3 separate regions of the Homo sapiens genome follow, and all the other regions are linked to region 2. A link is a loop called in an ENCODE intact Hi-C map of the cell type or tissue named here. Cell type or tissue: ascending aorta. All regions are shown on one strand.

Region 1 (8,000 bases), 60 kb after region 2:
CTCCGTCTCAAGAAAAAAAAGAAAAAAGTATAGTATGGACTTTATTTTCTGAATTCATAGACCTATATTTAAGATATATGTATGTATCTTAACAAAAATGCTATAAGTATAGAATTAAATATTAATTGTGGTTAGCTCTGGGTTGCAAGGTTATGGATTCAATTTTCTTAATATTTTCTGCATTTTTTCCAGTTTTCAAATGCGCATAAATTATTTTTATAATCTGGGGAAAATGTGCATCCGTGATGTAGTAACATTGTCACTTAGCCACTAACTCACTACCAGGAATGTTCTCCCTCTCTCTGCTCCGACCCCTTTCAGACTCAATTTCACTGCTATACGGCTTCCTTCTCCGCCCAGTTGGGTGGTGGTGCCCAGGTTCTGCCATTCACTTCTGTTGTCAGCAGACAGCAGCCCAGAGCAACAGTCAGGCTGCAGTTGCTGTGGGTTCTTTGCAATATCCTCTTTAGCCACCTTTCCCATCAGCTGATCTGCCAAAAAGAATACCTAAATGTCATTTAATCATGATACCTAGCTCACTTACCTTATGTGGAAACTATGGAGTTACAGTTTGGTAATACACAGCCCTGCCTCCAGGAGCTGGCAAGCAAATGGAAGAGACTCGCCCAGAGTACCAGACAATGTTATATCACAGTTTACAAAGATGACGCCCACATCGTCTACCTCGTGGCAGGTGAATGTCGACAGCACAGGGCCACCAGATTTCACAAGTAAAAATACTGCATGGCACAAAAATGGCATGAGGCATACTTAAAAAATTATTCGGCCGGGTGTGGTGGCTCACGCCTGTAATCCCAGCACTTTGGGAGGCCGAGGCAGGCAGATCAACTGAGGTCAGGAGTTCGAGACCAGCCTGGCCAACATGGCGAAACTCCATCTCTACTAAAAGTACAAAAATTAGCTGGGCATGGTGGTGGGCACTTGTAATCCCAGCTACTCAGGAGGCTGAGGGAGGAGAATCGCTTGAACCCAGGAGGCAGAGGTTGCAGTGAGCTGAGATTACACCACTGCACTCCAGCCTGGGCGAAAAGAGCGAGACTCCCGTCTCAAAAACAAAAACAAAACAAAACAAAAAAATTCAAATGTATCTAAAATTCAAGTTTAACTGGGTTTCCTGTATTTTATCTAGCAACCCTAGGCAGAAATTATTTCCTCCATCTCCTCTCCCTATCCGCATTTCACAGATGAGGAAACTGAGACCAGTGAGGTCTTGTGACTTGCTGTATTCTCATATTTAATCAGTGAAGCCTGAATTAGAACCTAATCTCTAGCTTTTAGCTTAATTGTACTCAGAGTTTGGCTCACATGTGGTCTCATTTACTTTTGCATTTGCGTGTGTCTCAATATTTGAATGGGCTCAGTGCAAGTGAATTTCTGTTTTGCTTCTGGAGTGTTGTCATCTCTGGTTAGTGGTCCTCCGTCAATTAGACAAGCAACCACAGGGCCTCTCAGAGGATCTGGAAGTGAGGATGCTGGGTAGAGGGAGCCCTGTTGCTGAGTCGGCCCCTATAGATGGGTAGCACGCCTGCCCTGCTGCTGTTGAGAGAGCTCTTCACCACAGGTGGCTGTGCTGTGCACCCCACGGGAAAGCAGCAATTTGTGTGCAAATAAGCCTCACAGTCTAAGCCCAACGGCTTAGGGTGCATGGACAGAGACACCCAGGGCTCCCTGAGCAGTACCCCTTCACTCATACCTCCTCTCCAGAGCCTAGGGGGGTACCTCCCCCAGCATAGGTGCCTGATTCACAAGCATCGAATGAGTAAATCAGTGCTTCCTGTTTCGCCAGAGATCTGGTTCCTGCAGTGGGCTCTACCCTCCAGCACTCCTGGTTGGCCTGTGGCAGGGAGCAGGAGACACTTATTTACTGCTCCAGGATGAATCGCTTCACGGAGGGGCCTGAAGTGGCAGTCGGGGGGACTCCACCTTCCATAGAGACTCTGGCTGAATTCCAGATTTAACTCTGAAGAACTGAGTTTTAGGCATTTGTGCTTACACCACTTGACACATACGGGGTAGAGCTATTTCATCACACCCTGTGTACTTATCGTCAGACACCACATTATGGAAATCTACCAGACAGGAACCCACTCCCTTTCTCTGCTTTTCTCTCTGCTTTCTGGTTTTGTGGAGAGACCAGGCTCTGGAGTGCAGCGAGATCTCCACAGGTGCATCTGATCCAGCTGGACACCAGGAGATGGTTTTGGTTGTACCTTTTCAAGTTCCCTGCCAGAGACGGCACTGGCTTTTCTTCGCTGGCTGCCCAGCTGACATGCTAGGCTTCTCTGGTGAAAAACAAGCATTTCAGAGTTGCCCAGAGAGGACTGAGTGTGGAGGTCATGGCCTTGTGTCAACCTGGCATGCTGGTTCAGGACCCACTCACCACGGAGGTCCTCTGGGGGTTTCAGACACCTGCTCTTCTACCTTCCCGCCCCTGCCTATTCCTTCTTGCATTGGAAGAAGGGATTAAATGTCTGCCATACTTCAGTGGACAGAGCAAGGGTCTCCAGGCCCTGCTGTGCCTTGGCTGGTGTTATCTCCTCTGAATTCAAGTCCTGGCAGACAAGCACCACGTCTTTGAGAGTTGTGTGTCATTTCTGGTACACAGACAAGGCTCTGGGACAGAACACTTTTGCTGCAGGGATCCAAAGCAAATGAGAGGAAATCGAAGCTCCCTGGTCAGCAAGGCCCATCTGTTTGTCCGTCTGTCTGTCTGAGCTCAGTGGTGGTGAACAGCAACCTCAGGGAGGCATCCAGGCTAGGGAGGGGACGGGTCAGATCTTGCTAAAATTTCATAAGACGAGCTTTGAGAGATTCAGAAAACAGCTGAATAAAACCCCCAAACCTATCGAGAGCTTTATGTTCATTAAAAAAGAGTTGTTTCTGTTCCTATCAAAACAAACAGTCGCTCCGGGCTGGGGCTCTCTTATGTTATTGTTAAGTGCCAGGATACTGTGACTTTTTGAGTAAAGAATTATTTTAAGATCAGCCCAAGGAGGTGTGGCTGACTTCAGTTGCAAACACAAATTAAAACAGTGGGGTTCTTAGAGGATTTATGTTTGACTTTCTGCAGTTCTTAAACCGCTACCCTTAATAAGTACTATGATGAGGTATCAGTTGTATGTTTCTCAAAACTGTGTTCACTGATCTGACTCTATCTCATATTAAACAAACAGTAATAGCTTTCAATAGTGTGGCTCAAAAAACAAAATAACAGCAACAACAAAAGTTCCACTTTGAGCCTAACACATGTTAAACTATCCCTCTCTCTCTCTTTGATTCATCCCATGATTTAATTAGCACCTTCCATGTGGTGTATTAGGCACCAGGATATAAACCCAGATAAGCTATGCTGTCAACCTCAGAGTAACTTCTGAAGGGAGACAGACACATAAACAAACACAGGGAGTGAAGTGTCAGAAATGCAATCCTGAAAAATCTGCCTGGGAACCATGGAACTTGTGGTGACTTACCGATATGAATGTTCTTCCTTGAGTAGAAGCATTAGAAATAATGCATAGAATATAAAAAAAATTTCACATGCATAGAAGAACTCATAAAAAATAAAGGAAATCACTAGATGCCAAAAGAAAAAAGAAGAAATTTAATATCCAAATGGTAAGAGTAACTGGAAAGCTCAGATCCGAATGCAGAGCTTAGGGGCCGGGACCCTGGGATCCTAGCATGAGCTGGGGAAAGAAGGCACAGCTTTATTCATTGCCAAGGCAAGGAAGCTAGAACTAGACCCCTCCATAAAGTGTGGAGTCTCTAGGAGGGCCCTGCCAGATAAAGGCTGTGGCTCACTGGTCCAGCAAAGTGAAGAGAGGGCTCGCCTTCCATGTGATGCCTTGGATGGAAAAAAAAACAACAACAAAAAAACAGCTCTTATAAGAAGTTGAAAGCCCTGTTCAACTTGTTATTATAGATTCAGGGTCCAAATTTACAGAAACTGTGCAGAAAATAAAAAGTATAAAAACCTGCCACCTGAGGAATGGAGCATAGAAACTGGTTCAGCACCCATGAATGACAGAGGAGCCGCTGCCCAAAGGGACCGAGGATGGGTGGAGGGGTTCTGTAATGTGATCTGTCTCACACACAAGAATGATCCCTCTGGGGGTAGTGAGAGGGAGGGAGCAAGGACAGATGGAGAGAGCTGCCAGGAGACCAACACACAGTTCCAAGTAAATGCGGGCGACAGCCCAATCTAGGCACTGCAAAGGACCAGCAAGGATTCCTGCTTTTAGGTTTTGCCCCTGCTTCTTTACTCCCATCTTGAACATCAGATATCTTCACTCCCACTTTTGTCTGTGTCCCTGGGTGTAAGAGAAAAGCATTTTCTGCCCCACCCCCCAGGCCCATCCATCTTGTGTAAGCTGAGGCCCTTCTGCCCCATGCCAGGGCCACAGCTAGTCTGAATGTCCCACCATCCAGGGGAACCCTTAGGCTCTTGAGTCCAGCCATGCCCACCACACCCTCTGGCCATCTGTAGACTTCTTTTCACTTGCTCTGTGCTTCCTCCCTCCTGAGCCAGTCTCCCATCTCTCTCTCCCCAAAACCTTTTCACCCTACCATTTGGGGATAAAAAACACAAAACAATACTTTTCCTGACTACCAAGCTCCTCCACATCACCACATTCTTCAGTAAATATTTTCTCATGTCCGTGTCTTAATTAAGACCGGGCTCTCCCCTACACACAATTTCCCTCTGATGCTCTTTCATTCTCCCACACCCCACACAGCTCAAGACCCAAAGGTGCAGTGTGTGTCTTCAATATGTGTATTACAAATATTTTAATTGCCTTAAAAAAGAAACAGACAGTCTTGTGTGAGGCAGGTGCAGAAACACACTTCAGCAGCCTGCACAGACAGGCCGGGGTTTCTTGTCAAACTGTGTGGCCACTCTCCAGATGAATTATAGTCAATATGAGTTCTCAAAGACCATTCAATTGCAGGAAGTGCTTGTATCATGAAATTTCTCTTTCAGATTTAATAAGCATATAGAATCAATTTCATGCACACTTAAGAAAGATGGAAAGAAGGAAGGCTTTCATTTTTCCTGGTAGGAAGGTTTTCAGGGTATCCTACAATTAAGTAAGTGAAGCAATTTTTCTCTCTCTTCCTAAAAGTTACAAGGTAGGGGAACTATTTCTGCAGGTGATTTCTGCCTCCCACTCAGCTGACATGTTCCTGTGTAGCGAGTTAATCACAGCTAAGGGCAACATAAAAGTCTCTATTGGAAATATAAAAGCACGGTTGTCTTGGGATGACATGAGGATGATGATGATGATGTAGTTTATTGAGCCAGCACCTATTAGGAGTTATTCCAAGTGCTTTATAACTATTAAACCATGTAGTAAGTATTATTATGGCCATTTTACAGTGGAGGAAACTGAGGAAAAGTCAAGTCACTTGCCCAAGAAAAGTCAAGGTCACATTATTGGGAAGTGATAGAGTTGATATTCCATTCCAGGCTACCTGATTCCTGAGAATTCACTCTTTACTACACTATTGAAAGTTAGCATAAAACATAGCATTGTATAAAAACATAGCAATCCAGATATTGTGATAGGTAATTATTTGTATCATTTTTCTAAGGGGTTTATGACTATGCATATTCCTACACTGGTAGGTTTATACAGGTACAAAACTAACTTTTTTTTTTTTTTTTTGAGACAGACTCTCGCTCTGTTGCCCAGGCTGGAGTGCAGTGGTTCGATCTCCGCTCACTGCAGGCTCCACCTCCCGGGTTCACACCATTCTCCTGCCTCAGCCTCCCAAGTAGCTGGGACTACAGGTGCCCACCACCGTGCCCGGCTAACTTTCTGTATTTTTAGTAGGGACGGGGTTTCACCGTGTTAGCCAGGATGGTCTCGATCTCCTGACCTCGTGATCTGCCCGCCTCAGCCTCCCAAAGTGCTGGGATTACACGTGTGAGCCACTGCGCCCGGCCCAAAACTTCTAACTTTCTTGAGGAAGATAGCTGAGAAAATGGAGACTGTATTCAAAAATGTCTTTACAAATCACAAGCTCTCTTGCGTCTACTTTTTTCTTTTTTCCAACTTTCTATACCTGGATTCTCAGCCATGCAATTGATGTGTCAGAGTTTATAGGGGTCTCCATTTGTCAGTTGGTTGCCTCCTTCAGATAGCTGCATCTATTTGCTCCTATGTATGTGTAGCTCAAGTCACCTATCCTGTGAGACCCTAGAAGACATCTCCCGAGAACTTGGTTTTAGAAGGTGACAGAATTTTATAATAAAATTGATTTTTGTTGGAAGAGCTCTTTGACTAGTACTAGTGCACTTGCTTAGATGCCGAATCCTAGTTTTTCAGGTGTTTTGGCTTGGGTCCAAATCAGACCTTCTGGGCTTTATTCTCCAGAGTAAAAGAAGCTGCCAGCACCAGCCTCTCTTCCCTCTTTGAGTAACCAATTTTGAATTTGTGTTTCTACTCTCTGTTAACAACTTTTCTGATGGCGCAAGTTTAATATTTCAATACCTGTTGATAATAATGATTTCCTCCATAAGTGAAATTCTAATGTGGTAAAGCATCTGAATCCAAATGCTCTGGTTTCCAGTGGGAATTGTCCTAATGGCAAATGATGTTGAATATCTTCCCATGTGCTTATTTCTTCCTTCTGTACACTCGCTTTGGTGAGGTGTCTATTCAAATATTTTGCCCATGTTTTGCTTCAGTTAGATGTTTTCTTACTACTGAATTTTGAGAGTTCTTTATACGGTTGGGATACAAGTTCTTTGTCAGGTATGTGATTTTAAAACATTCTTTTCAAGTCTGTAGATTGTCTATTCATCTCTTAGTGTCTGTCTCAGAGCAAAATTTTAATTTTAATGAATTCCAGTATATCATTTTTTTTCTTTTAGGGATTATGGTTTTGGTGTTGTATCTAAGAACTCTTCATCTAACCAAAAGTCATGAAGATTTTTTTTCTGTTTTCTTCTAAAAGTTTTATAGTTTTACATTTAACATTCACATCTATGATACATTTTCAGTTAGTTTTTGAATAAGGTGTGAGATTTAGTTAGACGTTTATTTTCTTGTATATGAATGCTAAATTGTTTCACCACCATTTGTTGACAATACTGTCCTTTTTCTGTTGAATTGTCTTCACATCTTTGTGAAAAATCATTTGTCCATATTTGCGTGGATCTGTTTCTAGACTTTTATTCTATTGCATTGATCATTGTATCTATCTTTTCTCTAATACTACTGTCTTGATTACTGTAGATTTATAACAAAATTTTTGAAATTGAAAAAACAATTTCTTTAACTTTAGTTTTCTTTTTTCAATACTGTTTGGTTATTCCAGTTCCTGTTCCTTCACCTTTTCATATAAATTTTAAAAATCAGCCTGTCTATCAATTGGGATTTTTATCACCATCTCATGAAATCTAAGGATACCTTTACTTAGAAAAAAAAGATAGAGCTAAATCAATAAACACAATCTAAGCTGAGTGAGAGAGAGAAAAAAAGATTGGAAAAATAGAACAGACTCTCAGGGCCTGTGGGACAATAACGAAAATCTCATGTTCATGTCATTGTAGTCCTAGAAGGAGAAGGAGTATGGCGTGGAAAAAAAACTGAAGAAGCAATGGCTGAAAACTTCCCAAGTTTGGAAAAAAAGAAATAAACCTAGAGATATAAGTGTAGAGAACCCCAAACAGAATTAATTAAAGAAATGAGCACTTAGGGGTATCTCAAGTTTCTGAAAACTAAAAACAAAGAAAAAATCTTGAAAGCAACCAGAGAAAAATGGCATACTACTTCTAACTAGAGGAACAAAGATTCAAATAAGAATATATTTCTCTTTAGAAACTATGTAAGCCAAATGGTAGTGGAAATTTTTAAGTGTTAAAGAAAAGAACTATCAACTAAGAAGTCTAGGTCCAGAAAAATTTTCTTCAGAAATGAAGGTGAAAGTAAAACATTCTTACATGAAGAAAAGTTGAGATAAAATTGTCAGGA
Region 2 (8,000 bases):
AGATAAGCCTGAGAATGGACGTTGTTTTCCTTCTACAGAAAGGCAGAAGCATGAAACAGCTCCGTTAAAGAGAAGACAGTATTTGTACTCAGGATTTGAACAAGGCCCATTTATTGAATATAGTTGCAGCACTGGAATCTGCAAGACAAAAGAGAAAGAGATGGATCAAAGTTCAATGAATTAGAATTGTTTGTTTTGAAGCCTAAACATTCCACAACTTCACGCGCTGCAATTAATATTTACCCCAAATTAAGGAAAAGACTAATCTTATTCAGAAGAGAAGTAGATCCGTGAATAATGCAAAACTGGCAACCAAAAGGAGAGGCTCTATCTGTTCGTTCGTCTGTATCTGGAATGTCAATCTGAGCTTCAGAGAATTCATAGACAAGTAGGGAGAAAGCTTTACAGAAAAGACAGATTTGGTGCTGGGATAATAAGTCTAAGCAGGAGTTTACCAGGTAGACAAGGTGTTCTCTCTACCCAGGACACCTCTCCTTGTCCCCTGGCAGATAGGGAGAAAAGAGGCAACCTTCAGGTTTGCTCTTTAGGAGATCTGCATTAGCTGAAATATACAATATTACGGCAGCAATTTTAAGAATCACAGACCTCTCTGGGAATCTCACGAGCATCCTGCTCCCAATGCAAACACACAAATACACAGAACTTAACACACGATTTCAGGAGGTTCCTAAACCTGTTTGTAGGCATGAGGTTGCATGGCTCTAGGCTTAAGAGGAGGAGGCAGAAAAGACCAGAATGGAAACACCTTCCCGTTAACTGAATCAACAACCTGCCCACTGAAGCCGTTGTGGTAGATAACACCAGTGCCGTGTTATTGGTAGTTTGTGGTAGATCATAGTTTAAGTTAACAGCTTTGTGCCTGGCACATAGTTCCTCCCATAGTGTATAAATAATGGACACAGTTATTCTCAAATAAGCCCTTTATTTTGATTATTATATATTTTGGTGTAAAGAAACCCTTATTTTGTGTTAAAATGAAAAGAAATAGTTAAAGCCAGAAGACCCACTTCACATTATCAGTCAAGATCTTGGAACCTGCCAGGAATCTTGCACGCTGCCAGGAAAAAGCAGCCCCTTTATAGAATGGTGTCTGAATACGGCTCCGTTCTGTTAGTGGCACCTTCTCTGTAAACATTTATCGTATAGGATCACGGGGAAAGCTGGCAGCACAAGACTACCTTTTGTGGCAAAGCTGCTTCCTCATGGGAGGGGCGATTACTAAGTTTGGGAAATATTTCTTGAAATTAACAGATTTTGGACATGTCATGGGTACCATACTTGCCTTAGACATGCAACTTCAAGAAGAATTTTACTACCTCGAACTCCCCCTAACTTCTGCCCTCCCAACCAGACTGTTACCCCTTGAACTCTTCTATATAGAATTATGGAGACCTTAGGATCTCTGCTGATGAATGCTGTAAGCATGTCAGGGTAAGCGTGGGTTCTCTGGAAAACTAATGGTTTTCTTATTTTCCTGCAAAAGTAAATTTAGGACAACATATCATTATTAGATTTATAACATGGACTTTTTTTTTTCTTATTTATTTCTGGAGAAAGCACAGGAAGATACTCTTACCTACCATTTTAAGGTTTTTTTGTTTTGTTTTTGTTTTTGTTTTAACAGAGTCTCTCTCTGTCGCTCAGGCTGGAGCAAGGTGGTGTGATCTCTGCTCACTGCAACCTCCGCCTCCCAGGTTCAAGCAATTCTCCTGTCTCAGCCTCCTGAGTAGCTGGGACTACAGGCGCCCACCATCATGCCCAGCTAATTTTTGTATTTTTAGTAGAGATGGGGTTTCACCATATTTGTCAGGCTGGTCTTGAACTCCTGACTTCAGGTGATCCACCCGCCTTGGCTTCCCAAAGTGCTGGGATTACAAGCGTGAGCCACCACACCCAACCCATTTTAAGGTTTAAATACTTATCATTTATTACAGTTCATGGAAAACAGCATTCTCTTTAAACTTCTGGATTATTTTTTACACCTAATGTGAGCAAATGTTCATAAAGGCTTTTCCAGTATGAAGTGATGGATTTAGGCAAGCGGGTGCTTCTGAAAGACACGAAAAGACTCAGTAAGCACAGTTGCTATTTGTGAAAGAGACTGATGGGTACTTGTGGAAATTAGCAGCTCCCCGTCTTTTTTGGGCTGGTAATTGTTATGTGACCAAGCTCTGGCCAATGAGCTGTAATGGAAGTGTTGTGCGGGGCTTCTAGAAATCTCTTTAAAATAGAGGAGACCACACTTTCCCTCCTTTCTCTCTTTCCTCCTACTTGAAGTGTGCCGTTCTGATAGATAGCCATGATAGAGAATAGCTATTTGAGACCATGAAGTAACCTGGAGAATGGAAGCCACATGCTCAAGTTGGCAGAGGATACAGTTCAGAGCCTGGGTCCCTGATGACTCTTTGGTGTCACCATACCAGACATCACACCAGCCACAGGCTGCCTACCTCTGGACTCTTTTTATGATTAGGCCACTATTAGGAGAGTTTTTTAGTTTAGCAGCAAAATCTAATTCTAATTAATAGACTCTTACAGGAACAATCACTTCAACTCTAAGTTTCTATTGAAATAATTACCCATGGCTTATCTTCCTGTTTGGTAACTGTCTGAGCATTCCAGTCATGTTGTGGCATTGGTAGATCACAGGTCATCAGGCTAATGGAAAGTTACAGTTGACATAGTTTAGCAATAGCTCTGATGCAGCTTCCATAAGACCTAAGAGAATCCCCAGGGCTCTGTCTTTGAGCTGCCGTTGGCCAATCTTCTGTCTTTACCTGGCCTGTTGAATAATGGATATACACAGCCTAGCTCCTCCCTCTGCTATAAATATTCTAGACATGAGAAGCACCAAGCCATTTTTCTTTCAATTATTTTGTGACTCTTATGGCTATTTGACTTTTCTGCGTCGAAAAACAAACATAGAACATTAAGATAAAGCCAGGTCTGCCACAAATGCAAAAAAAAATTTTTTCTCTTCCCTTGAATGTTTTCCTAGTGACTCCTTTTGGAATGTTATTTTGAACTTACAAAGGTTCTTTTAAAAAAACTTTGTATATTTCTTTTAAGCATCCCTTGAGAAAGTCAGATTTAAACTTAGCAAACTCATTGGCTTTTTAAAAGCACGTTCTTAAAATAGTTGATGTAAATCTTGGTGGGAAATCTTTAGGTGCCCCGAATGGACAGAAATAGAAATGTTAATGGAAATGCCATTTGTGAAGACATTGGTGACGGCTCCATTCAGATGGACCCAATCAGGAAAGACGGGAGTTTGCAAACCATTCCAATGTGAGTCTGACTTTAGGAGCCCCAGAGGGGAAAAAAAATAAGAAGCCAGTGAAAGAAAGTAAGAGAGCAGGCGGTTATAATGGTGTTTGGACAGGAGAGACTCCTAGGTATGCATGTTAACACATTACAAAAGTCACAGTTATTTTCTAACCCTTTTATGGAGCAACCTCATCTTTCAAAGATTACAAATATTATTAAATGAATCACTCTGGTAGGTCTGCGAGGCTTGGCATGACGTCAGCTATTTTGCTGTAGGTCAACAGGAGAGTGAGGTCACAGAAGGTCCAAGCTACACGGAAAGCTAGTGGCAAAGGCCTCTGGGTGCTTGGCTTTACAGACTGAGGACTCTGAGCGTCAGATGTTTAGAAATGTGCTTAGTCACATGGGTGGCTCATAGTAAATCCAGGCAGTGCCAGCACAGAGGTGTGGCTTGGTGATGGTGCCGTGAGGCGACAGTAGAGTAGGAGCTTTATCTCCCCCAATTCTATTCCAGACATCCCGCAAACCGCCCCCCAAAATCAATCACGTTTATGAAGAGTTGAGTTTTCCTTAGTGTTATTTTAAGGATGATTAAAAATATCTACAGAAATACAATTCTGAGGCCGGGCGCGGTGGCTCACGCCTGCAATCCCAGCACTTTGGGAGGCTGAGGCGGGCAGATATCCTGAGGTCGGGAGTTCAAGACTGGCCTGACCAACATGGTGAAACCCCGTCTCTACTAAAAATACATAATTAGCTGGGTGTGGTGGCGCGTGCCTGTAGTCCTAGCTAATCGGGAGGCTGAGGCAGGAGAATCGTTTGAACCCAGGAAGCGGAGGTTGCAGTGAGCTGAGATGGTGCCATTGCACTGACTAGGCAACAAGAGCGAAACTCCATTTCAAATAAAAAAAAAAGAAATACAATTTGATTTGTCCCCTACCACTCTCACTTTCTCAGTACTTCTCTCCTGCTCTTCAAACCAGAGGACTTCCATTTCTCTGTAATTCTCCCACCCTCATTAAGTATTCCATATCCACCAGAATTCCCAGCCCACAGGTTTTTATGTGATAGTGCCTTGCTATATTTATTGCTATATTCATTGAAAGGCTTCAGTCTTTAATGGTACCAGGCAGATTTTTAGCATGTTAATAAATGTGGTTTAGGCCAAGCACGGTGGCTCGTGCCTGTAATCTCAACACTTTGGAAAGCTGAGGTGGGAGGATCGCTTGAGGCCAGGAGTTCAAGACTAGCCTGGACAACATAGTGAGACCCCCATCTCTACCAAAAATTAGCCAGCACGGTGGCTGAAGCCGGTAGTCTCAGCTACTCAAGAGGCCAGGCAGGAGGATTTTTTGAGCTCAGAGTTCAAGGTTACAGTGAGCTGTGATCGTCCCATTGCACTACAGCCAAGGCAGCAGAACAAGACCCTGTCTCTAAAAATAAAAATATGAATAAAATAAATGTTGTGGTTTAGAATTATAGATCCCACCATAAGTCTGGGCATTTTTGCTAAGAGTGCACTCTAGTCATGGTGACTATACCTCCTTATCTGCCCTGTTGTGCTACTGCTATTGTTATTATTACTGTCGTCTTTCACTTGAAAAAGTGTCCTAAGGCCGGGTGCAGTGGCTCATGCCTGTAATCCTAGCACTTTGGGAGGCTGAGTTGGGCGGATCACTTGAGGTCAGGAGTTCGAGACCAGCCTGGCCAACATGGCAAAACCTCATCTCTACTAAAAATACAAAAATTAGCCAAGTGTGGTGGGGTGCGCCTGTAGTCCCAGCTACTCCAGACGGTGAGGCAGGAAAATCACTTGAACCTGGGAAGCAGAGGTTGCAGTGAGAGCGGAGATGGCGCCACTGAGCTCCACCCTGGGTGACAGAGCAAGACTCTGTCTCAAAAAAAAAATTAAAGAAAAAAAAAAAACCCAAAAAACAGTGTCCTAAGTTTGCATGATAAATTATAGGCTGTTCCACAGCCAGGGGACAAAGGACTCGCAGGCTTTTGAGTCCAGAGGTTGGAGTGGAGTATGATGTATCCAGGTCCATTGCTGGGGCAGGCCAGTTGGTGTTGGCCATAGATGCCAGCTCCCTGTTATTAGAAAGGTAGATCATCGGGTTCAAGCCTCCTCCAAATGGAGATTTTTCCTCTGTCACATTGCAGACATGGTCCTTAAGGCTGGGACAGGGACCTGGCTTTGAGAAGCAGCCCATCCTGCGTGTAGCACTGACGGCAAGGGAGTTCTTTGTCAGACTGAGCTGAATGCTTCCTTCTGGAAGGGCCAAGGACATCTGCTCTGCCTTCTACCTGATGACACTTTAGATGGTAGTATGGGAGGCCAGAGGATGGAAAGATACTATCTGACTGGAGGGTCAAGAGAGATCATTTGCTTCTCTTCTCTCTCCCAGATCTCTCCCAAGGGCAGCAAGGAGGCGTGGCTCGGCACTCCCCCTGTATCTGTCAGCTGCGTGTCCCCATGCAGGGTGCCAGGTGCTCATCTTTACTGCTGGATGGTCAGTGAGGGCATGGGGCTGGGTCCACTGCCTGTCTTGTTTTAGCTTCCGAATGGCAGGGCAAACACATATGCTAGTTAAAAGCATCTTGAACCTGTGAGGGCAGGTGTTATTGTGTCCCCAGTCCCTTTTGTCCCTGGACTTAAAAATCCATAGGCATTGGATAAACTTCAAAGCAGCTGCCTGGAACCTCCTTCCTCAGCTGACTCCAGAAATGCCTTCAGGGGCTCCCTTCCCTTCCCTTCCCTTCCCCTCCCCTCCCCTCCCCCCTCCTCCCGTCCCCTTCCCCCCCCCTCCCCTCCCCTCCCCTCCCTTCCCTTCCTTTTCCTTTTTTTTTAGACAGGATGTTGCTCTGTCACCCAGCCTCGAGTGCAGTGGCACAATCTCGGCTCACTGCAACCTCCGCCTCCCGGGTTCAAGTGATTCTCCTGCTTCAGCCTCCCAAGTAGCTGGGATTATAGGCGCCCGCCTCCACTCCTGGCTAATTTTTGTTGCGAGCTCATTTTCTAAAACCCTCTGCTTCTCCCTGCAGCGCACGGTTCTTCTTCTATGCATTTGTTCTCCTGGCTGGTAGTTTGGGCTGTGACTTACAATACGATGTTGGCCATTCATTCAATAAATATTTTTTGAGTGTGGAGCTACCTGGTAAACAAGCAGGAGTATTCTCAACCTCACAGGCTTTAAAAAAAATTGACAAATACAAATGGCATATAATTATGGTGTATACATGATGTTTTGAAATCTGCATACATTGTGAAATGGTTAAATGAAACTCATTAACATACGTATTGCCTCAGCTACCTACTATTTCTTTGTGGTGAGAACACTGAAAGTCTATTCTCCCAGGGATTTTCAAGCATACGATACATTGTTATTAACTGTAGTCACTGTGTTGTACAATAGAGCTCTTGAACTTATTCTTCCTAACTGAAATTTTATATCCTTCGACCAACAGCTTCCCACTCTGGCCTTCCCAGCTCTTGGTAACAACTCTAACTTTTATGAATTTGACTTTTTTAGATTCCATATAGAAGTGAGATCATGTGCTATTTGTCTTTTTGTGACTTGCTTATTTCACTCAGCCTAATGTCCTTCAGATCCATCCATGTTGTCATAAATGGCAATATTTCTTTCTTTCTTTTTTAAGGCTGAATATTATCTTTATGGGGCTTTAATTCAGGAGACGTGTTGGAGTCAGGCCTGAGCAAAACACCTCTGGATTCTTCCTTCTCAAGGCCCACTGGGGATTCTGTAGGGATCAGAGGAGCTGAAAGACTAAACAGGGCTAACCCTAAATTAAAAAGCCCAAACTTTGTTTCTTTATGACTTCTAACTAATGCAAATTATTAAGATAATTTAGTAGAAAAAATTCAACCAATCACTCTAACCAAATCTATTTTGGTTATTTTAAACCCTTCTATCTTTCTTATTTATTTCAACCATACTGTGCACACACTTGGCATTTGCTTTTTGTATGCAGATGTCAGAGTGTGGGTACGGCAGGGACTTCCATATGCACGGAGTTGGGAGCATTTGTCCCTTGACCTTCTCCCCTATACTCCGTGTCCTTCCTGCTCCCTGGAGGGGAAGGCCCACTTGAGACACCTTTCAGCTCTTGGCCATTTGGCCCTTCTAGACTTTCTGTCCCTGACTGAGATTATTCAGCAGCGTACACACCTCTGTCTAACTTGCCTAAGAAAAAGCGACGATAAGGACGCTTTCATCCATTTGCTCGACTTCTCTGAGTGGACTCTGGACAGCGCTGTTTGGGAGCCTACTTCTCATATCACTGTCGAAGGTGTCAGCTGTCCAGAAAACTGCCGAGAGAAAATAACACTGAGATTAGCTAAATGCAGATGGCCACCGTGAGCCCTTCTCCAGGGCACGGGTGAGGCGACAGCAAGTAGCATCGGTCTGCAAGGTGGCATTATCTAGAAGTTGTGTTCTTGTCGTTTCTCTTTACTGGTGCACATCACAGAGCTGGAGGGACACAGCTGGATAATCCTGGGTCCAGACTCAGAGCCTTAAGCTCCTTTTACTTATTTTTTTAATAACAAAGAGGAATCTCATGTTTTGCTCCAACGAACGACATAAAGGAGAAGTAGTGCATATTTTAGGAACTTTGTGTCCCAGATACCAAAAAGATTTTGTACCATCCTTAGAATAAGCAGATAGACACCATCTCCCCAGCCCACAAGG
Region 3 (8,000 bases), 74 kb after region 2:
TTTGCAGACACCACACTTTCTACAACAACCTTGAGTACGTGGTTGGGTCAGCTACTCTATAGGTTTGGGGCACATGTACTCACTGTCTGTAACAGAGACTGGCTAAGAGTTCTCCAAGACACTTCTCTTTCTCTCCTGTGCACATAGCGAGGTGCCTCTCTTATAACAAAGGGTTGTCCTGTGGCTGGATTCTTGAATGTGGTCTCAAGTGATCTATACTATCTCAACCCCAGCATTGCTCCATGATACATCTTTCCTTCCATTCATGGGTGGCCTCCAGAACCTTAAAAGATGGGGGAGTCACTAGAAGAATTATAGATCCCTGAAACACTGCATGGAGAAGAGTCCTCTTCTACCAACTCATACATCGTATTTTGATGTGAGAAATCAGCCTTAATCCTGCTTAGCTGTAACTCTTTGATATAGAGCCGCCCTATCCTAAGTAAAAGACACTGTTATTCTCTGTCTTTCTGGGGGCTTTTTCTTTGGCACTACAGAATGTAATTTTTACTTAACGGGAGTAGCAAGTTTTGAGACCTTAGGTTGTGCTTTGGTGGTAAGACATATGGTAGCTGGGGCTAGGTAAAGCATTTTACATAATCCAGCCCAGCTTCTGGGAGCTCTAGATAAATATTTTGGGCCAGAGGACAAGCTAAAAATAGTTGCTTTGTTTTTCCTCGCCACTGTTCCCTATTCATTTTTTCCCCTTAAAAGATGGCACCCCTGAGATGAAGGAAATTCAATTATTTAAAGGCCCTTTGGACTAGATGCCATCTTAATGTAGCATCCCCTTAGAGCAATCTACTGTTGTTATTATTTTAACAACAAATATGTAAAGAAGTAGAAAAACAACAGTCAGGTGCTTTAGGCAGGTACACTCAAAATAAAGAAGTTTAAATTAAGACACCTTATAGTTGGATACAATTGAATCTTTTCACTGATACTAGAAAGAAAGTCTATGCTAGACACTGGAGTAAGTACAATGAATAACACGATTTGGTTTCTTCTTCGTAGGAGTCAGGTGTAAGGATTGGGGGAAAAAAAAACAAGAAAACAACATCGCATAAAATAGAAAATAAAATAAGTGTAACTGATCGTAAGGAGTTTTGAGAACCATTAAAGCAATCAGATACAGATAGGAGTTTATAAAAAGCATTGCCCTGGCTGTCTAAGAATGGATACATGGTAGTTTCAGTAGTTAAAAGGGGCAGAAGCCCCTACGTGAAAGTACTGGACAATGAGATTTTTCAGTCCCTTTAAGGAGTGGTCCTGTGATTCTTTCCTTCTTTGGGGTGCCCCAGTCAAAACGTGGTAATTAGCACTGCGTAGACTCCTCTGTGTTCATCCCCAGGGTAAAAATGGAAATGAATCATGGATTAGATTTATAGCCACTGAATTTATTGAGCAAGGCCCAAGTTCTTGTTCTAAGTTAAGATCCCTCCTCACCTAAATAAGAGTAAAATGGAAATAATCGCCTTGAGATTCAAATCGGGAGTGAGTTGGAGTTGGTTACCTGTCTACTGGTTCTACAAACAGTGAAAATAACTTCGTATCAGACCAAAGTCAAGATAACTGATTCAATGATGCTTATAGAATCTGTTATTGTTGCTGAATCTTTTCCCTAACATTATCTTCAATTCCTGGTGGTGGTGGTGGTGATGATGATGATAATGATAAGTTAATGATGATGAAGGTAGCATAATAAAAATAACTACTCTTTATTGAGCTATTACTATTGCTACAGCATTGCTTCCCGAATTTGCCTGAAAACAAGAACTTCTTAACTATGCTTGCTGAACACATGGACTCCCAGGCTGCAACTCAAATCTACTCTATTACAATTCCTAGTGGATAAATTTGGGAAGGTTGGGGAACAGTATGCCAGGCTGGCTAGGTGCTCAGTACTTTTCATTGATTATGATAGTTGATTCCCACAACAATTTTATGAGGTAGATTCTATGATTAATCCTATCACATAGATGAGAACCCTGAGGCATAGAGAAGTTAAGTGACTTGCTTATGCCAAAAACTTTGGATAGGATTTTCTTCAGGCACATTCACTAGAGTTCTATGCCTGACGCTGAATTCCAACAGAAGCCCTTACAGGCTTAGCTGGCTTCCAGTGAAGCTTACAGGAAATTCCCAATTGCTTGGTGTTCCTATGCAGGGAAGACTATTCCAGTTTGGAACCTTGTTCCATCCTTCTTGGTTCCTGAAGGATTCGCTCCTGTGCTTCTTCTTTCCTTTCCAGCATTTCAAGTCACTCCCTGTCCACAGGGTCCTTCCTCTCCACCTTGAGTAATTACTAAGATTTCAGAGAGTTTGCACTTTAGGAAGGGACATAAGTCTCACAATAAGTGCCACTGAAGAGGTGCAGAGACAGAAAGTGCTGTGAAAATTTGGAAAAGATAAACAATTCCTGCTCTGGAATATCAGAGATGGCGTGGCATGGCCCAATTCACTCGTGCAAATTCTGAGATATTGGTAGGTTTTCCACTGGCAGAGGTGAGGTGAGCTCACCAAAAAAAAATATTTTCTTCCTTTTCTCTACTGTGCAAATTGGGTCTTTGTGACTTAGTCCAAGTAGGGGAAAATAAATCTTAGCCCCATGATGGTTTAGCAGTCTAAGTCATCTGTTTCAAAATAGGATGGAATTACAACCAGCTGGTAGTAATTTTCAAATCCTGACCCCTGCAGAAAGGGGTGAGAATTCACCAGAAAGTCCATTTCTTCTCCAGGGCACCAAGCTGCATTTCCCTCAGTGGGTGACATGGATGCGAAGGGGCTTTTTGCTTTTATTTTTAATTTTGTTAGTAACCGCAAGCCACACGGTTCCAGTATTTTGAATACAGCATTTATAAGTTAAAAGCAGAAGAAGGGTACAGAATGTGCCATATTTTCTAGTTCATTGTTCCATGTCCATAAAACAAAAACACTTTTAAAAGGCAAATTTTACATTCTTCAAGGTAGCAGCAGCAGTAGTACTGTTCTCTCTGCCATTTACAGTGAAGGGTAAAACTTAAGCTGTTTGGACACGCCATCAATCTTACTCATCCCTGCAGCAGCACAGGGGAACCAACAGTCCTTTCCATTTCTAATATTTAACAGTTCTTAGTTATGAATAGGCAACCCCATGCTTTTCACCACCTGTTATAAGCCGAATCGTGTCCATCAAGGAGACTGATAGAAGTTCTAAGCCCCAGTACCTGTGCATGTGACTTTATTTGGAAATAGGGTCTTGGGAAATTTAACCAAGTTAAGATGACATCATCAGTGTGGGCCCCAATCCAAGGGGCTTTGTGAAGACAGAGACATAGTGAGAATGCAGTGTGAAGATGGAGGCAGAGACCCGAGTGATGTGTCTGCAAGCCAAGGGGCATCAAGGAGTCCTGGTCATCCCCAGAAGCTGGAGGAAGGCATGGATCAGATTCTCCCTCAGAAAGAATCAACCCTTCAAACACTGAATGCAGCCTTCTGGCCTCCAGACTGTGAAGAAACAAATTTCTGCTTTTTTTTGAGACCGAGTCTTGCTCTCTGGCACAGGCTGGAGTGCAGTGGCGCAATCTCGGCTCACTGCAAGCTCCGCCTCCCAGGTTCACGCCATTCTCCTGCCTCAGCCTCCCGAGTAGCTGGGACTACAGGCGCCCGCCACTGCGCCCGGCTAATTTTTTGTATTTTTAGTAGAGACGGGGTTTCGCAGTGTTAGCCAGGATGGTCTAGATCTCCTGACCTCGTGATCCGCCTGCCTCAGCCTCCCAAAGTGCTCGGATTACAGGCATGAGCCACCGTGCCCGGCTAATTTCTGCTGTTTTAAGCCACCCAATTAGTGATACTGCCTCACAGCAGCCCTTGAAAATTAATACACCACCTTTACGAAAACTGTTCACAAAGGAACTCTGTGTAACATTACACATAAAATGTAACAAAAACACTTAATATGACAACTGTTGTAAATATGAAAAATATTATCACATGAAAGATAGTGGGAGATGTTATAGAGTTCACTGCCAGGTTACTTTGATGGAGAAAGAAAGAGATTGCTCACAGTGAAGTTTGGTTCATCTTTGGAAAGGACCTGAGAGATGGTCTGATCCGGGAGTGGGCAAACTAGGGCCCGTAGGCCAAAAGCGGCTGACGGGGCATGATTGTACAGACCCTGAGCTAAGAATAGCTTTTACATTTTTGAAATGTTCTTGAATGTGGGCCCATCTCTTTTTTCCTTCTATCCAGAGGTTTCCAGAGCCACTAGAAGGAAGGATTTTTAGATCCCCAAAAGATTATGTGGCATAGACAACCTAACCCCCTACTCACACTTTACTGTGATGTGAGAAATACGTTTTGATTGTTTAGGCACTGAGATTTCTGTTACACACAGGTAAGGGTTTTGTGTTATAATAGTTACCATAATACTATTCTACCCTAATAGATGCTGTTATTCTCTATCTAAGCCTAACTCAACCCTAATTCTAATAAAACCGGAAGAATATGCAGTGGACAACCACGTGTGGCCTGCAAACCTGAAAATATTTGCTAGTTGGTCCTTTACAAAAAAAAAAAAGTTTGCCAACCCTTGGCCTAGTCCAGTGATTTATAACATTATTATTATTATTCAGTGAGAAATACTTAATTTTGTTAAAAAAGAGAGAGAGAGAGATAAATAAAACAGAGAAAAACGCTTCTGCTCTTCCTAATGAAGCAGGGTCTGCAGTCTTGAATTCTCCCACTCAACTATCTTAGTTGCCCCTGACCTAATAGAGATCTTGGGTTCCACTGATAATCGTGATAGTGATATTGGCAACAATCAATTGAGTATGCATAGTGTTTCACAACACTACTAAACATGTCCCAGACACTCTTGAATTTCATCTTCCAATTAATCAGGTGAGGGGTGTGCTATTAGCCCCATCTTTATACATGAAGACACTGGAGTTTAGAGAGATTAAATTAGTTGACCTACATCTGGTAAATGGCAAAGACAGAATTCATATCACTGGCCCTCTGGCTCCCATACCGCTAACTATGCCCATTTAGCTCTGTTCTTATGTGGTCCTACCTCCTCATTGAGGGCCCTAAGGTTCAGAGAGGTGAAGGAATATGTCTAAAGTCTCAGGCTAGTTGGTCATTGATTGGGTCTGGAGTTCAGGTCTCCTGACTTCCCATGCGATGCCCTTTCCACTGTCCCATTCGGGCTCAATTGTCCTGGCAGAATGTGGGTTGAGAAAGACATAGACCAAACTGGCTCTGGGACTGGAGGGTAGGCAGGTGCAGGGGTGGAGGTCCCACATTCTCATTCTCATGCTCATCAGCTGGATGGGCCAGAGAAAAAGGTTTATTTAGCTTGGGACTGGTGGACCATTCTCTCTCCCGCAGTTTCCTCTCATTGTCCTTGCTCACAGAAGTGGTATCTCCCTCAGCAAAACCCCTCAGTGGCCTCACATCTCAGGAGAGGCCCCACGCGTATTCTGTTCTCCAACAACTGCTGGCCATCGTCAACCAGATCTATTTCTCACATTGGCTTAGCCTGCCTTTCTCTAACTTTGCTCCTCATCCCTTTCTTCTGACTCCATTTTGTCCCCTGGGTTACAAGCTTGGATCCATCTTCTGATTCAGACTCTAGATCCTCAAGAATCTGCCTCTCCTTGCTAGCACCTGAGAACTGCCTTGACTGAAGTTGGCTGATTGCTTCTTAACTCACCACTCAGCATCATTATACCCAGATTTTACCCAGAAGGATGCATTTCCAGGAAACTCATCCCAGTTTCATACTTGGGACCAGTAGCTCCCTCTTTCCCTGTGATATGTTTACCTTCTCCTCTGTGGGATGCACTCTATGTGTCAACTGCATCAACACTATTATGGTTGCCGATAGTATTAAGCTAATGGCTTTCAAGGACAGAAGTTTGTACTAGTGGTAAAAAAAACAATAATAGTGTAACTAATTCATTGAACACTTTATACACATATTACCTTGTGAGGTAAGTACTATTATCATCTCCATGTTGCAGGTGGGGAAACTGAGGCACAGAAAGACAACTTGTCCAAGGACACAGAGCCCAGAAACATGGAACCAGACTTGGAACCTTCATATAAAGGTGCAGTCACCTTTGCTGGCTTCCTACTGTATGTCAGGCCTTCCTCTTGGTGCTTCATACAAGTGGTGGGAAATTCTTGGGAGATATTTGCCCATATGTTTTCCTTGGTATTTCCCGTGTTTCTCCCCATTAGGCAGCTAGGCCTTCTGTAAAGCTTCAGGGAAGGGAAAACCAGTGAAACAAAGATAACAGAGGAGTCATATTTTTAGCTTTTGAGTCTCAAATGGCAGGTTCTGGTCATAAACTAAAGATTTGGAAGATTAAATGAAAAGCTGGGAAACTTTTTCTCCAGACCAGACAAGACTTTTCAAATTTGAGAAGGAGATCCAGGGAAGCCAAGAAACCTGACGTGATGGTTGAGTTCCCAGGAAGGAGTCCTAGCGTGTAGCACCTGCCTGCAGCCTGGCTAACCGGCAGGGCAATGGTGGAACATCCAGGCAGGGCTGAAGGTGGAAAGCTACATGGATCTGACATCCATGTAGATGTCATGTAGGTTTTGATGAGAGCATCTTGCTTTGACTGAGATTACATCTCCACGATGAAGCCAAATAGGGATTCAAAATAGAAACTAAGTCGAGTTATAAAAATATAAAAAGAAAGTTGCTTTTCTTACACAGCTGAGTTTTGGGGCACATATGTACCCACACATTCATTATCTCTATTCTGCACAATGACCTGTGGAGTTATTTTTTATCATCCCCATATTATAGCATTTGATTACAGAGTGGAAAAATTACTTGCCCAGGGGACACAGCTAATAAGTAGAAGAAAAAGTACATTAGGAGAAAAGTGGAAAATAAACAATGAAGGAAAAAGAAAAATAAAAGAAGTAGTGAGAAATAGGTAGAGATCGCAAGGCATAACCTCCGAGTCACAATTCTCCCGGAAAGAACATTTCTCTTTATTCTCCAAAAAAGTGAACATTTTATCAGGATATACTTACATTTTATTTGGAGGAATAGTCATTTCCTTGATCCCTTTTCCCGAAGATCTAGCTTGGGACCAGACGTTGTGAAAATGTAGCCAGCCTCCACGAAGGAGTTATTTCAACTGTGTCGTCGCTGCAAAAAAATTACATGTGAATCAGAGTTCTATCATGGAAATTATGCTTTGGGACAAATATGTTATGAATGACGGCTCATAAAATCATGCCAGTATGTATGCTATCACCGCATTCAATTATTTTAACCTGCTGTGAACTTGCTTGTGATAAATCATGGGAAAACTAAAGAGAACTATCTTAAGCCACTGCACTGTTTCACTCGCTCAAGTCATTCACGGCTCTAAAAATACAATTTATATCATTGGATTCCTGAAATTCTTTCAGTGCTTACATTCTGATTTAAGTGGCATTAAAGCTAGGGCGATTAAGCTGAGAAGTCCAAGGCTACCGAGCAATGTCCCCCCGGGGTATTAGCTGTCTATCAGATCGAGAACACTGTTTATCAGACTCCCAGGAAGAAAGCAATTAGAACGTGGCCTGTGGGTTGGAAAAAGGCTTGAGATTCTCAGCCTGAAAAAGGAAGGATCTTTCAATAACAGCAAGTGTGACACTTTTGGTGGGACTCATCTAGAGTAGGGTGATCATAAAATTTAATAACCATCTTAGAACATTTTGGGACTTGATGGGGAGACCATTAACATTGACATCAGGAATAAAGTAGGACTGTTTTTTCAAACACACAACACACAGCTGTTTTTTCAAACACAAACAGAGAAGGATTTAATAAGGGACTAATAAGAAAAATGAAGTTGAATCTCCTTCATGTTTAAGGACCACTTCTTAAATCCCTTCTCCATGGACCATCTGGAGAAAAAAGTGGGTTCTTTACCTGCATTTTCTCCACAGTCCTGACATTATTCTTCATATACCTTGGGGAACACAGAGCTGCTGGTACTGCTCATACA

The links. Peaks named below come from ENCODE experiments on the same cell type or tissue, not always from the same donor. Only the 100,000 strongest peaks of a DNase experiment are listed, where the experiment ranks them.
Region 1: it touches region 2 in a loop (2.2-fold over the local background); 10 of 110 quality-filtered maps call a loop at or near these places.
Region 3: a loop joins it to region 2, with 6 times the contacts of the local background. A loop is called at or near these places in 12 of 110 quality-filtered maps.

The regions. Positions count from the first base shown.
Region 1 is chr17:12,562,604-12,570,603 of GRCh38, reverse strand. The region is part of intron 1 of LINC00670 (long intergenic non-protein coding RNA 670); the gene reads right to left. Among named protein-coding and RNA genes, the nearest start is that of LINC00670, 17 kb to the right of the region's middle. In ascending aorta, no CTCF peak of the experiment used is centred here; no DNase peak of the experiment used is centred here; H3K4me3 peaks cover 2,703 bases; H3K27ac peaks cover 3,555 bases.
Region 2 is chr17:12,623,012-12,631,011 of GRCh38, reverse strand. All of the region lies in intron 3 of LINC00670 (long intergenic non-protein coding RNA 670), which reads right to left. Among named protein-coding and RNA genes, the nearest start is that of MYOCD, 39 kb to the left of the region's middle. RefSeq lists an enhancer at 1-545. In ascending aorta, no CTCF peak of the experiment used is centred here; DNase peaks (open chromatin) are centred at 2,684 and 3,621; H3K4me3 peaks cover 1,299 bases; H3K27ac peaks cover 6,944 bases.
Region 3 is chr17:12,549,113-12,557,112 of GRCh38, reverse strand. LINC00670 (long intergenic non-protein coding RNA 670) reads right to left here and starts at 7,145. Exons shown (of 4, transcript NR_034145.1): 1 at 7,036-7,145. In ascending aorta, no CTCF peak of the experiment used is centred here; DNase peaks (open chromatin) are centred at 3,312, 3,562, 7,132, 7,492 and 1 weaker place; H3K4me3 peaks cover 4,794 bases; H3K27ac peaks cover 7,918 bases.